2 separate regions of the Homo sapiens genome follow, and region 2 is linked to region 1. Evidence: chromatin loops called from intact Hi-C (ENCODE). Cell type or tissue: endothelial cell of umbilical vein. All regions are shown on one strand.

What was found. A loop is a pair of places that touch in the nucleus more often than their neighbours do. Peaks named below come from ENCODE experiments on the same cell type or tissue, not always from the same donor. Only the 100,000 strongest peaks of a DNase experiment are listed, where the experiment ranks them.
Region 2: a loop joins it to region 1, with 2.9 times the contacts of the local background. A loop is called at or near these places in 8 of 110 quality-filtered maps.

The regions. Positions count from the first base shown.
Region 1 is chr11:88,533,003-88,541,002 of GRCh38, reverse strand. All of the region lies in intron 8 of GRM5 (glutamate metabotropic receptor 5), which reads left to right. Among named protein-coding and RNA genes, the nearest start is that of GRM5-AS1, 32 kb to the right of the region's middle. In endothelial cell of umbilical vein, no CTCF peak of the experiment used is centred here; a DNase peak (open chromatin) is centred at 4,892; H3K27ac peaks cover 2,910 bases.
Region 2 is chr11:88,280,538-88,288,537 of GRCh38, reverse strand. No RefSeq gene overlaps it. Among named protein-coding and RNA genes, the nearest start is that of CTSC, 53 kb to the left of the region's middle. In endothelial cell of umbilical vein, no CTCF peak of the experiment used is centred here; DNase peaks (open chromatin) are centred at 4,017 and 7,387.

The DNA.
Region 1 (8,000 bases):
CGAGGCGGGCGGATCACAAGGTCAGGAGATTGAGACCATCCTGGCTAACATGGTGAAACCCCATCTCTACTAAAAATACAAAAAAAAAATTAACCAGGCGTGGTGGTGGGCACCTGTAATCCCAGCTACTCAGGAGGCTGAGGCAGGAGAATGGCGTGAACCCAGGAGGCAGAGCTTACAGTGAGCTGAGATCACGATCACGCCACTGCACTCCAGCCTGGATGACAGAGCGAGACTCTGTCTCAAAAAAATAAAAATAAAAAATAGAAATAAAAATAAAGACAATGTGATGAAGAATAGAGGCAGTGGAAAGGTAATCTCTAGTCATAGACTTGTGATTTGAGTTCCCTCCTCCCCGTGTCATGAAGTGGAGATGATTCTTTTGATGGCCATGTAAGTGCACAACTTACACTGGCTACCTGTAATTGCATGCCCAGGACTTTCCAGAACTGCTTCTCTCTCCCTGGGTGTCATTCCCACTCGTGGGCAGCTGCATCTATCAAAAGTAAGCATGATTCCCCTCCCTTCAGTCTTCACCCCTCGCATGTATATAGGCAAAAGAAACATCCCAATCTCCTTCCTCCACCCCATCTCATCTTGTTCTTGTGAAAATCCAGTTATTTTACATCCTGAAATAAATGGAAACTAAGCTTCTTGGCAAAAATGTAGAAAGCTTTTTTTGTTTCTAAGTTGTCCAAAGACAAAGGAATGAGGAAAACAAAGACAAGTTTTATGCATTGAGATAGGACAGGAGGGGTTAAAAGGGCAAGAAAGGTGAAGGAAGAAGGCTAGAGAAAGAAAGGAGGGTGGCAAACGGAATGAATTAGTTGAGACAAGAACTGGTGAATGAACTTCTGTGTATGATAGAAGGGGGAGGCTAGTTTTGATGTAGTTAGATTTAGATAAATAGTACTGCCTTGCATTTCATAAATGTCCCTGCTTTTACCATTTCACTTGTTGAGTTGCTGCTCTATACTAGGCCCTATCCTAGATGCTTGTTAAAAGAACAGACGTGCCCAGGTAGCCATAAACTTTACGGTGTAGTGAGAAAGACAGTTACTAAACTAGTAGTCAGGCAGATATTTAATTATAATTTGTTAATAATTGGTATGAAGGAAGAGAATAGGCCCTGATACAGATTAACAGGGGAGACAGGCTGAGACAAGTAAAGAGAAGAGCATCATTTGTCTCTACATCATTTTCAAATCCAGCCTAAATCGCAGCAGCGTAAATTAGGGTATGTGGGAGCAGACAGATCCAGATGGAAGTAGGTCCAGATGGAGGTAGGTCCAGATGGAGGTAAGAAAATCAAAGATGCATTAACTTAAAAGAATTAATAGAGATTATATTGGTTATGTCTCGTATGAGGAAGCACTATTTCATAAGTATTAGGGGGTGTGTGGAGGAAACAGGACAAATATTTTGTATCAGAGCTATCTGGGAGAAGCCTGCCTGGTTATAGAAGTTATTAGTACAGAAGAAAATGACAGATATGAAAGGAACATTATGAAACAACTATAAAATCAAGCATTTTACATGAATTGTCTTACCTGATCCTCAATATTTCCATTGTATATATGGAGAAATTGTAACTCAGAAAGCATAACTAACCCTATGAACATAAACACAGTTTATGATTCCCTTATGGGTCAAAGGCAAACTCTGGTAAACAAGTAGATCCAGGCTTTGTGAGACCTAAAGTTCCTTCCACTTGGGGAGCTTTATTTAAGAAAAAGATTACAAAATGTGAATACAAAAATAGAAACAGGGCCTTGCCAGGGGCATCTGTGAGTGAGGGACCCTGATACTCCATCAGCTTTAGAGCAAATCTGCTTCCATCGAGCACCACTGAGGTTTAAGCTCCATCAGTCCCCAGACTGAGAAAATTTAGTTGCTGGTGCAAATTTTAATCAAAGTTAGTATCACAGAGGAATCAGTCTTCCTATCCAAAAGGGTAGAAAGGGCTCAAGTAAAAGCATAGGCAGTGTCTCAAGCCAAGGAGATTATGGGGAAAAAAAATGATAAGGTTTGAAAAATAGTACAGTTACCTGTATCCCTTAGGCCATTTAAAGACAGAACTAGGTTTAACAAATGGCACAGCTACTATTTGTAGCCAGCATTTTAGTGAGAAGCAATTTACCTCACAGTTGACCATTCTAGTAACCTGGGCAAATCACTTGATCTCCTGTGTCCTAGTTCTTCATTTGTAAAGTAGGAATAATAATAGTACCTAACTCAAAAGACTGTTGTAATGATTAAATCAGTAAATTCAGGGACTTAGAATTGTGTCTGGAACATTCCAAGTGCTCAGTAAGTGATGGCTCTTATTACATTTATTATCTAGCTTCATCTGACTTCACTGCATTTCCAATTGTTCATGTATAAAAATGTGAGGAAAAATCTCTGTTGGAAAACTACCTATCTCTCTTTAGAAATAGTAAGGTTATCTGTCTGAAAATTCCTCAGTCCTATAAGATAGAAACTAGCAACTTTTAATTAATGCCATAATGAAATGTTTCCTATGGAGACCCTTCTTATAGTTAACATTTTGTTCCTCCCTGAAAAGTTTTCCCTATTGAGGATGTTGTATAAAGCTTGTAAAGCACCTTAGGATTGGTTTTGAAATCTGTATCTTCCTGAATTTCTATTGATTGTGTAACAAATAGTAATGTTGAAGGAAAGTACACAATAAAATGGCAATGACTTATGATGATTCATATCTGAAAACAAGCTCTCATCATAAGTAGGATTAAAATACATCCTTTGGGAATTCTTCAGAAGCTAAATGAAAGGCTTTACTCAATACAAAATTTAACACATTTCCATAATATTGCTATGCTGTAATTTATTAAACTATTCTCCCGTGGTTGGTTTGTTCTTTTTTGTTGAGGTTTTTTTTTTTTTCTGTTTTCTATAACATTGAAGGAAAAAATCTTTGTGCAGAAACCTTTGAGCTTATGTTGAATTGTTTCCTTAGAATAAATTCCTAGAATTACTAAGTCAATACAGCTGATTTTTTACTTTTTAATTCCTTATTTGCATTGCTTCCCCACTTTTCAGCTTTTACCTTTCCATTATTTTCACAGAACACAGTGAAATATGTTACCTGGCAATTTCTCAAATCATTTTGCAGCTTATCTTCACTTTGCCATTAGTTTCTGGAGCTATTAATCATGCTCAGTTTTTGTTTTTAATCTGATTTATCTGAAGGAATCAAGTTGACATTTCAAGTCTGTGCAAAAGATGTTTTTCTGCGCACGGAGACCACAAGATCTGATGGAATATCTAGTAAATCATTCCAATATATTTACATATATAGATAGATAGAAGGTTGAGAGATGATATTGAAGAAAGGAATTACCTTGCAATAGTACTGCATAATATTGATCTTTTTAAATTTGGCTTCACTGTTTCCCTCTAACCTAAAGATCCATAATGACTTCCCTTCTGCCTTCATCTAGAATTTTCCTCTGATCAATTAGACTTGGAAGGCTGACTTGGGCTTTCCTTCAGCTCTCTTTGTAACACTCTGAAGTTGTTAAAATATTCTACCATCTCGTCCCTGTCTGTCTTCTGCTATCACACTGTATCCCACACATCGAAACTGATTGTCAGCTCTTCTTAGTGATGCCTCTTTTACAGCCTTCAGATTTTTGGTGTATTTCTGTCTAGGAAAACTCCAGCCAGAGAAATGCCAATCTGTTTGCATGTTAACAAGGGGCCCAGAGGGTGATTTATTCCACTTGACCATTATGTAGTCAAATTTGACCTTTTAAAAAATAAGCGTATATTGTGCTCAAAGCCTAGCTCCACTAAGTATACACTATTAACTTCATGTACGACCTTTTCAGTCTCTCAAATGTGCCATCAGATTATTTAAATAAGGGGTTTTTAAGCATGAAATAAAGAAAAAGTAAGTTGTTAATGAAGAGCATGAGATTTGGAGGTAAAACATCTGGTTTCTAGTGGCACTTCTGAGACTTACAAGCTATGGGGTCTTGACCAAATTGTGAAGCTTTCTGAGCCAGTTTCCTTATCTGCTGAATGGGGATAATTATATTCCTGAGTTTGTTAAGAAAATTAAATGATATAGGGAAAGTTTTTCTATAATAATGTGAATGCTATTCAAAAGTATATTACACCATAGTTTCTCTCTTCACTTTATGACTGCCAAGATCCAAAATTAGGATGGTCCCAAAAGGAATGTGGCAATAAATCTGTAGAATAAGATGCAATGTGCAGCATTCTACCTCATATATTTTCCCTAAGATGTTTTAAAATTATAAACTGTGTTTCTGGGTGATCACTAAAGATATCATCTAGAGGTAGATGTTTGATCCAAATTTCACCTGAGGTCGAAAAGCTGAGGTCTTGGCTGGTGTTCAAGGAACCAACATGGGAACAGAATTGAATGTGCTCAAAGCTGTTATAAAGCTTTGTGTTGGTACAAAGGGGGAGTGGATACAATAACTACAGCAAAGTCAAGATTAAAAACTAAAGTCAGAAAAATTCTGTCTCAAGGCAGGGAGGCAAAGGGAAAGAGAGAGCTAACAAATAAAAACTGGCTCCAAAATTTGCTATAACTGGTCTCAAAGAAGATGGTGGCTGGAAAGAACTCCTAAATCATCACTGAGTTGAGCCAGGATTACTTGTATATGGATCTGTCACTGACTAATAAGGAATAAGCACATAAGCCCACTGAGGTTCATTTTCTTTTTTGTGTGTGTGACACCTTCTTATTCAAATTACACAAAAGATAATTGCAAACAATTTTTGTTAAATATGTATAAGCCCATGCCAATTCTTCAATATATGTGAACAAAAGCGTTTTCAGAGTAGTTATAAGGCTTCAGTACTATGAGCTGAATCATTTCCCATGACCTAATCAGTTTAAGAATGTAACACTAAACCCACAGTAACTGGTTATGACTGTAACTAGCATAGCTTTCAGGAAATGAACAAGGGTGTTTCTTCCATGATTATAAGGACCAATTGTTTAGGCTTTCTCTAAGTGTGGATTATTGAGAAAATAATACTTTGTTTTACCCAATCGATCTCTCTCTTTTTTGCTCCTTACAAATCTAACTTATTAACTCTCACACTTATTTTATATAAATGGTACATACAGAAAGGAGCATTATTTAAAAGAACACAAACATCTAAGTAACACTAAAGTATTTGTTAGTAGTAACTTCTTTAGATTCATCATATATATACACTCACACACATGTGTACACACACAGAGAGACACACACAGTATTTATAAACAGTCAAACCTAAGTAAATGCTATAACAATTTCAGAAATTCTTAGACTCAGTTTTGGAAGAAAAACTAATGAAACCAAGTATAGCAGATAGGAGGATTTCAGCCTCAGAAAGTCTATAACCTAACTCAAAGTGGCTTAAATGATAACAAATTAATCTCACATAAAAAGAATTTCTGACACTAAAAAGGCTAATTCAGTAGCTCAAAGGACACAATGGCTCAAGGACCTACTTATTTCGACCTTTCCAGTCTACCACTGAATCACTGGACCACAGTTTTTGAAATGTTGGCTTAGCTTCTCTCATGCCTGCCATATGGTTGGAGCATTGTCAGGTATCACATCCAGACCACTGTCCACAGAAAAAGAGACTATGTTTTCCAGTGTTTTATTAATACTAAAGAAATCGTTCTCAGAAGTCTCCAGAAGACTCTCTCCCATGATCATTGGCTAAAACTGATGAGTAAAGTGGCAAGTGAATCTGATAATTACTATTATCATCTTAGTCTAATCAGTGTCTACATCGTGAAGGTAAGGATGGGATGGCTTGTTAAGAAGAATGTGACAATGCAAAGGAAAGGCAAATATCTTAAAAAAATAAGTATCTTCCATGTAACTGTATTAGTTCGTTTTCATGCTGCTGATAAAGACATACCCGAGACTGTGCAATTTACAAAAGAAAGAGGTTTAATTGGATTTACAGTTCCACATGGCTGGGGAAGCCTCACAATCATGGCAGAAGGCAAGGAGAAGCAAGTCCCATCTTACAAGGATGGCAGCAGGCAAAGAGAGAATGACAGCCAAGCAAAACAAGTTTCCCCTTATCAAACCATCAGCTCTTGTGAGACTTACTCACTACCATGAGAACAGTATAGGGGAAACTGCCCCCATGATTCAATTATCTCCCACAAGGTCCCTCCCACAACACATGGGAATCATGGGAGTACAAGTGAAGATGAAATTTGTGTGGGGAAACAGAGCCAAACCATATTATTCTGCCCCAGCCCCTCCCAAATCTCATAACTTCACATTTCAAAACCAATCATGCCTTCCTGACAGTCCCCTAAAGTCTCAAATTATTTCAGCATTAACTCAAAAGTGCACAGTCCAAAGTCTCTTCCAAGACAAGGCAACTCCTTTCCACCTATGTGCTTGTAAAATCAAAAGCAAGTTAGTTACTTCCTAGATACAACGGGTGTACAGGAATTGGGTAAATACAGCCATTCCAGATGGGAGAAATTGGCCAAAACAAAGGGGTGACAGGTCCCATGTAAGTCCAAAATCCACCAGGGCAGTCAAATATTAAACTTCCTTTGACTTCATGTCTCACATCCAGGTCACGCTACTGCAAGAGGTGACCTCCCATGGTCTTAGGCAGCTCCACCTGTGTGGCTTTGAAGAGTACAGCCTCCCTCTCAGCTGCTTTCACAGGCTGGTGTTGAGTGTCTACCGCTTTTCCAGGCACACAGTGCAAGTCGTCAGTGGATCTACATTCTGGCGTCTGGAGGACAGCAGCCCTCTTCTTACAGCTCCACTAGGCAGTGCCCCAGTAAGGACTCTGTGTGAGGACTCCAACCCCACATTTCCCTTCTGCACTGCCCTAGCAGAGGTTCTCCATGAAAGCCCCACTCCTGCAACAAACTTCTGCCTGGACGTCAGACATTTTCATACATCTTCTGAAATCTAGGTGGTTCCTGAACCTCAATTCCTGACTTCTGAGTACCCACAGGCTCAACACCACATGGAAGCTGCCAAGACCTGGGGCTTGCATCCTCTGAAGCCACAGTCTGAGTTCTATGTTGACCCATTTCAGCCATAACTAGAGTGGCTGGGATGCAGGGCACCAAGTCCCTGGCTGCACACAGCTCAGGGACCCGAGGCCTGGCCCACGAAACCACTTTTTCCTCCTAAGCCTCCAGATCTGTGATGGAAGGGGCTGCCTGAAGACCTCTGACGTGCTCTGGAGACATTTTCCCCATTGTCTTGGGGATTAACATTTGGCTCCTCATTACTTATGCAAATTTCCTGGAAATTTATAATTTAATTTTCCTTTTTGTCAGTCATTCATGCATACCTCATTCAATAAATATTATTACCTATACTATCATAGGCACTGGGAAGATAGCAGTGAAGCATACGGTTCAGAACCCATGCCTTCATAGAGCTTGCATTCTATCACAGATTCCACTGGGGGAAAACAGAGAATAAATAAAATAAATAAGTAAAATATAAATTATTTTAGATAAGTTTTCCTGATAAAAGCAGGAAATGGTAACAGAAAGAGTAGAGTGGTAGTTGCCTTTTTAAATAGGGTGGTCTGGCAGGATGTATTGAGAAAGTGACATTTAGGCAAAAATTTGAAAGAAGTAAGCTTTGAGGATATTTTTAATGAAAGCATTAAAGGCAGAGGAAATGGCCAAAGCAAAGACACTATGCTGGGAGGATATCTGGTGTCTTCAAGCAACAAGAAGATCATTGTAGATGAAGCAATGTGAGCAAGGGAGAAAAAGTGACTTTTGGGATCAGAGAGATAGTCAGGGAGTGGGAGGTAAGTGTAGGGATTTGTAAACCATGATAAAAAATTTCATAATTTACTCAGAGAAATGGGTAACTAACAGCGTTTTGAGCAGATGAATGATATGAAAAGATTTCTATTTTGACAGGATATTCTGCTTGCTGGGTGGAGGTTGGAATGGGTTTGGTCTGGGTTGGGGAAATTTAGTAACAGACAAAGCA
Region 2 (8,000 bases), 250 kb after region 1:
ACTAAAAAGCTTCTGCACGGCAAAGGTAACAACCGACAAAGGGAAGAGACAACCTGTAGAATGGGAGAAAATATTTGCAAATGATTCATTCGACAAGGGACTAATATCTGGAATATAAAAGGAGCTCAGACAACTCACCATCAAAAAACAAAAACAAACGTACAAAAAACCCAAACAATCTCCTTAAAATGTGAGCAAAGTATCTAAACAGACGTTTCTCAAAAGAAGACATACAAATGGCTAGTAGGTATATGAAGAAATGCTCAACATCGCTAATGATTAGGGAAATGAAAATCACAATGAGACATCATTCCAGTTAGAATGGCTATTATAAAAAAGACGAAAAGTAAAAAGACACTTGTGAAAATGTGGAGAAGAGGGAACTCTTATGCACTCTTGGTGGTAATGTAAATTAGCACAGCTATTATGGAAAACAATATGGAAGTTTCTCAAAAAACTAAGAATAGAACTACCACATGATCCAGAAATTCTACCAATGGGTATTTATCCAAAGAAAAATCAGTATATCAAAAGGATATCTGCATTCCCATGTTTATTGCAGCACTCTTCACAATAGTCAAGATATGGAATTAAGTCAGCTGTCCATCAATGGATGAATAAAGAAAACATGGTATATATACACACTATGGAATGCTATTGGGCCATAAAATAGAATGAAATCCTGCAATTTGCAGCAACATTGATGGAACCTGTGGTTATTATATTAAGTGAAATAAGCCAAGCACAGAAAAACAAATATTGCATGTTCTCACTCATATGTGGGAGGTAAAACAGTGGATCCCATGGAGGTAGAGAGTAGGATAATGGTTAACAGAGGCTGGAAGGGTATTGGGGGAGAGGATAAAGAGATGTTGGTTAATGGGTACAAGCATTCAGTTGAAAGGAATAAGTTCTAGTGTTTGATAGCACAGTAGGGTAACTATATTTAATAATAATATATTGTATGTTTCAAAACAACTAGGAGAGAAGATATGAAATGTTCCCAACACAGAAATGATAAATGTTATAGGTTATGTATATGCTAAATACCTAGATTTGATTGTGACACATTTTATGCATGTATCAAAATACCGTATGTACCCCCATAAATATGCACAAATGTGTACCAATTTTTAAAAATAGCATTGTGGCACAAAAATGTCATGGTCTTTGGAACCAGAAAATCCTGATATTGAGTCTTTGCTCCACCAATGTTTGTTATTTGGACTTTGTTCAGTTATTGAACAGAGATTTCTAGTAGTCAGTGTCTTTGCCTGTTAAACAGCGTTGCTAATATCTTTTTTCAAGGGCTGTGCCAAGGTTTAAAAGAAGCAACGAGTGTTTACATATAACTTGCCTTGTTTTAAAAAAAGATTTAAAGTGTTTTGCAAAGGTTAAGACGCAATGTAAAATAAATTAAAAATAAGTGAGTGAACTGAATTAAAGGGAAGATAAACGTAGGAAAGTAGGATATACCCATGAAATAAAAGCTATATAATCTAGTACATTACCTGATACATGGGGATCATTCTTCAACGCTGGTTCTCAACTAGAGGTAATTTTGCCCCTAATGTTGGTAGACATTTGGGGTTGTCATAACTGGGGCGAGGATGGGAGTGTGCTACTGCATCTAGTTGATAGAGGCCAGATATACAGCTAAATATTCTATAGTGCACAGGACAAGCCTCCACATGAAGAATTAACCAGCCCAAAATGTCAATAGTCCTGAGGTTGAAAAAGTCCTGTCTACAACATGCTAATTCCTTTATATACTTTCCCAGCACCAAATGAATGTTATATACTTTGGAAGAGGGAAAGAATTCTGAGGGTTGAAGTAATCCCAGAAGCTTCCAAAGAGAATCTGGAACTTGAGCTGAGCTTTGAAAAAGCAAGAGGCGTAGTAAAAGGCATGGGAGGCCAAGAGACTGTGGGAAGATAGAAGCAATGAGAGAAGATTAAGACACTTCCCTTCAATTTCAAGGTGACAGATTGACCCCATTCTGCAGTAATCCCCACCCAACAGAACCTACTGACATGACTATAAAAGGTATAAAATGTATTAAATACATGGCCACAATTTATAAGAATAGAATGTCTTAATGAACCAGAAGTTGTGATAAACCCTTATAAGAAAAAGTGAGGGGAGCAAATGGGAAGTTATTGTGATAATTGAAGGCCCAAGCATGTGGGAAAATTCTGCCATAGAAGATGAAACCATTCAACTCACCCAACATTTCATCAAAATAAAGATGAGAAGGAAAGAGGTAGATTGTAACATCTTTACTTAAAGCATTGATCCTTCATGCCTGCTGGGTCATGAGCTGCTTTGAGACTGCTGAAAACTATGGATACTTTCTCCAGAAAAGTTCACTTACTTATCCCATATTTGCATAAAATTCCATTAGGCTTATGAAGATGTGTAAGCCCCAGTACTGGCAGTAAACTTTTATGTGTATGGGTGCCTCTTCCCCTAGGCAGTAGCCATTCCAAAATGCCAATATTGTTACTATTTAAAATTTTCTTTCAGTTATAGGCTGGGAGGAACCATTGAAAAGGCTTGGCAGGTGAGATTCAGGTGGCTAGACCGGTTAGGTAACTCAGCTTTGAGCCATAATCTCATCCGGGGTCAGACCTGTTGGGAAACTGAGCTCTCCATTTGTTCCCTGACCCTTAGTGGCTCTCTCAGTCCTCAGCCCTTTGTCTGTTTCTCTGGGGTGGAGATGTAGTCTTACTCATGCTATCATTGTCTCTAGAGCCAAGACTCTGACCAGTAAAATCCCACCTGGGAACTAGATTCCTTCTGCCAATGGAGAGACTTTTTAAAATGCTCACTACATGCTGTCAAGAATTGGGCATTTTGTGCAGCACCTGGATTCCCCATCATTGTGCTCCTGCTACACCCAGGAGCAAACATTATCTTCCCCCTGCCCCTCCCCTTGAACCTGACTGCTGCCTCTTTATACCTTGACTGTCCCCTGCAGCAGCTTCACCAAGTGGATACTTTATTTTTGACCCAGTTAGTTTTGCCTTTATTGGTAATAATAATGATAGCTGCCATTTATCAAGGTCTTACTTTGTGCTAGGTGGTATGGTAAGCTCTTTGCATACAACGTCTCATTGAATTCCTGGTATAGATTTTGTTTTACACATAAGGAATAAGACAAGCGAAGGAAGTCATCCATTTTCTTGGGATTTGAATCCAGGTCTCTGTTCTAGCACCATAGCTCTTAACCATACTTCCCTCAAGATGTTCTTCCTGTGCTTTTCCCAGGAGTTTGTTGATATTTCAGGTCCTGATCTCTTTTGTTCTTCCTTATCTTTTGTAAGAAACTATCGTAATTGCACAAGTCCTGAGAAATAAGAAGACACCTTCAGCATCTTAAACTAGAATAAATAAAAGAAGGGTGGCCTCCTAGAATTTAAGTCAGGAGGGAGGTGGTGGGCAATGGATGACAAGCTCTACTTTGAAGAGGTTGAATTTCAGCTGACCACTACTAAAGCAGTACAAGCTTTTCCTTTCAGCAAGTGTCTTCCCAGAAATGTGATAGCAATTTTTAGGAAGAATTTGGCAAACATAATGTTTAGCAGATTTGCAACAAATGCTATAAGCTCAAATTTTTTTTTTTTTTTTTTTTGGCAGCACACTCAGCCCTCCAAGGGGAAGTGGATTATTTTTCTTGCAAGTGCATTAGCAAGGGAGGTATTAAGGACAGCAACATTCCTTCCTGTATAAAAAAATAAATAAATAAAAGAAGAAAGATTATTGAGGCCCTCTCTGCTGTATGTAATGTACTTCAGGATGTTGGTAGAAAGATATCAACCTAGAATAAGTTCACAGAATACATTTGGTTTCACAGAAAGTTTAAAGTCAATCTGGACATTCAGTGATCTCTTTCTGTATATTTGATCTACCCATCTGCTGGGCTTTTGAAGTTTTCAATAATAAAAAATAAAAAAAGGAATAGTCCCAGCAGTATTTGCATGAACTTTTATTGAATTCAGTTCAGAGCCCTTTGGCATGAAGAGTACTGACTTTGGCAAACATCCAGGAAACACTCTTATGGGAAGCTTCTCTGTTTTTGTTTTGGAGCAACTTTGCACAATTAATCACAGCATCATTTACAGTTATAAAAAGTTGGAAACAACCTAGAGGCCCAATAAGTAGAAAATAGATCATTTATAGTACACAAACTTGACAATATATTATACAATATTAAAAACAACAATGGCACTAACATAACAACATTAAGAAGTACTTATGTTATATGTGGGAAAAATGATGCTGTATTTTGTTATGAAAAATGCAAATGGATATGTTAGTGCCTTCAAAAGGGCAAGAGGATTATGAATGATTAAGCGTACTTATTTCCTTTATTGTTTTTCTTATGAAAAATAGCTATGGTATAAATAACAGAAAATGTAATAAAAATTTGCATGACCAAAGAGGCCTTATCACATAAATAAGCTCAAGTCTCTCTCTCCTCCAAAAAGCCACTATAAGAGCCTGTTCTCACACTGGTGTGAAGATGGAGTAATTTTTAAAGAAAAGAGGTGTAATTGACAACAGTTCCACGTGGCTGGGGAGGCCTGGGGAAACTTAGAATCATGGCATAAGGTACCTCTTCACAGGACGGCAGAAGAGAGAATGAGTGCAGAGCAAAGGGGGAAGCACCTTATAAAGCCATCAGATGTCAGGAGAAGTCACTCACTATCATGAGAACAATATGGGGGAAACTGCCCCCATGATTTACTTATCGCCACTTCGTCCCACCCTTGACACATGGGGATTATTACAATTCAAGGTGAGATTTGGGTGGGGACGCAGAGGCAAACCATATCAGCTACCAACTTTTCACCTACTGCAAATATCACATTATACTTTTCTTAACATTTAAGTGTCTTCAACGAAATTTCTTTTACCTTCTCACTTTGTGTTTTCTCCTCAGTCTGTTGAAATCTGCCTTCTGCCAGGTCACTTAATGTGAAATTGTTCACATCAAGATAAAATCCACCTTGTTGCTGAAAATAGTTTTCAGTCTTTCAGCAGTTGGTATTTATTTGGTCACACCTTCTTTAACCTTGCAATTCCCAGATTTCAGATCTGTATTTCTTTGCAATATTCTTTTCAGTCTCCCGGTCCTCCTTAAACTTTACTTTCCCTCTAGGCATGTGAGCTCCCTTAAATAATCAGGCCCAGAAAAGCATTTAACATGTGGCAACAGTCACATCTCACTCCCTCTTGAGCTAAATCACTATCTCTCCAAGCCACTTGCTTTGCAGGCTCTAGACTAACTGATCCCAAGTAGCCATAAAATGCCATATACCCTATAGTTCCACAATGTATAGCCAATTGCTAACTAATGTTATTTCTGTGAACCAATGAGAATTCTTGACAAAAAAATTTTGTAATTGTTGCTTCCCCTGATTCATCTTTTTTTTCTTTAAACACTTGAGCATCTGTTTTGTTCTCCAGAGCACTCCCAAGGCAATTTGGAAGTGTTTCCTGGGCTGCAGTCCTTAACCTTTGTGCTTGAATAAACTCTCTTAAAATAGACTTTGAATTTGTTTATTTTATGTTGACAGTTTCTTGGTGTCTGTTGACCAGATGCCACTCTCAGGACCTTGCCATGTGGGCCTCTATAACACAACAGTTTGCTTCATTAAAATGTGCAAGCTATGAAAGCAACAGAGAGAGTGTACTTGCAAGACAGGATTCATAATCTCTTGTAACCTAATCATGAAAGAGACATCTCCTCAATGTTTCCATATTCTGTTGGTCAGAAGCACATTACTGAAGGAGATAGTGTTACATGAAGCCTGAATATACCAGGAGGTAACTTCACTGGGGGTCCTCATAAAGGCTGCCTATTATAATTCTAAACCCTGTATCTCATTCTCCACTGATACAAGGCACAAGTCCTATTACTAAATGCAACATGCACAAGTCTGAATACATCATCTTTCTATTCCCAAAGGCAGCTCATTTCCATCTTTTTAGTTAATGGCATCTCCATTCACCAACTTTTCAAAAATCAGAAAACTATCGTATTTATTCATCTTCCTTACCCCAACATTCAATTAATCATGAGCTGCTATTAATTCTGATTTCTAAATACCTATTACATCTGTCTCTCCACATGTCTGTCTTAACCTATCATGATCTGTAACCTATGTCATCGCTATGGCTTCCTAACATACCTTCCTACTCCCAGTCTTGCTCTCTTCCAGTCCTTACCACACCAGTGGTGACAATGCCACATTCCTGCTTAAAATGCTCACCTGGTTTCCCATAGCTCAAAAATATTTCAAGATGGATATGGATAGTGATTCTGAAAATGCACATTCAATAAATCTGTGATTTCCACAATACAGGCTACAAAAATTTAAACTCAGGAAAATCTTAGCTGGTAAGAATATGTGAAGTTGAGTGACAGTTGTGAACAATCTAGCTTTCTATTTGAATAATATGCAAAATCCCTATATAAGTTGTTTAGTGTGGAATCTCAGATATGGGGGATGTAAACTCAAAACAGTTGTATTAGTTTTCAGTAACCACTATCAATTGTTCTTTGAACATTATCTATTTGGAAGGCTGTATCCCTTGAAGATATTTCAGTTCCACTCTATAACTTTCCAGACATTTTCACATATTAGAAGTTTCATGGCAGTTCTGAGAAACTCAGACCTATTTATTGTAATATTTCAATCTCCAAGGGCTTCTGCTAGCTCACAGAGTGCCAATATGGGAATGGGAAAATGATGCCCCTTCCTCCTGGTGGAGACAGGGACCTGCACAATCAGTTCAGACCACTAATTCCTCCCCAGACCGTGTGAAATTCTAGCCGCCTGGAATTTAGAGATTGTGTGGCCTGCTTTAACAAACTTCCTCTTCGTTTTTCTAATCTGGCCATGGAATAGGTGTAAATAAGAGTGAAAATGGTATTTTCTAGTCAGTTGTAACATGACTGGTTATCAAATATTTCAAATATTGCCCCAAATACTACCCCCAGAAGGTGGTGCTGTGAGTTCTGAAATGTTTGTTTGGGAGCTGTCTCTCCAGAAGCAGACCTGGATGGACCAAGTACAAACTAGAGGTCAGTTATTTGTGTTTATTTCAATCTGTGCTGTCCATGACTTCAAAGCACAAGTCACTGGATTCTCTAAAAATACTTCCCATCCTCAAATTCTTTTTAACTGGATCAATTTTTGAGGCTTGGGAGACAGTTGAAAGTTGTTATTCTGACAGCTCCATTCAAAAATGAGATGTAAAAAATGACCTTTTTATAGGAACATACGGGAAAGAACTATAAAAACGCTTAAGATTTGGTTTGGCAGAGATATTTTTCTCATTCAAAAATGAGTAGCGTTTTTGGCACTTGCTGTGGTACTTTGTAGCTGGCAGCTGAATTATTTTGGCCTCTGCCCAAATCTCTGGACTCAAAAGCTGATCTTCAAATCTCCTGTTTAGTTAAAGAAGGATTTAAAACACTTAATGGCCATTTACATGTCAAAAATAAGACATTATATTAACCTGATATTGAGACACTGTGCCTGTCTAAATAGCGATGACAATAGATAAAATAACTACCTTTTGAATGGCAGTGCATTACTTGTATTATTCTTCAAAACAATCTGTCAATAGAACAGGTTTTAAAAGCCCATTTTACAGATAGGAAAACTGAGGTTCAGTAGACCAAGATCCTTGCTCAGGGTATTTGGAAGAATCAGTATTCGAGCCCATGGCTACAGACATTTACCTATTCTCTATTATGTCACGTTATTTTCAATGTATATTTTCTGAAATGCAATGCAGTAGGCCTTGAGTTAGTAATTCTTCCTTTAAATGTACCTGCAAATTATACAACACTCTTAGCCAATAATGACTTAGAGAATTATTTCTGCTTTCTTTAGCATTAGTACTTTTATATTCTTCTTAAAGGTAATTATTCTACCTATGACTGGGCTATTATGAAACAGGGTGGTCTTGGTAGTTTACAAAT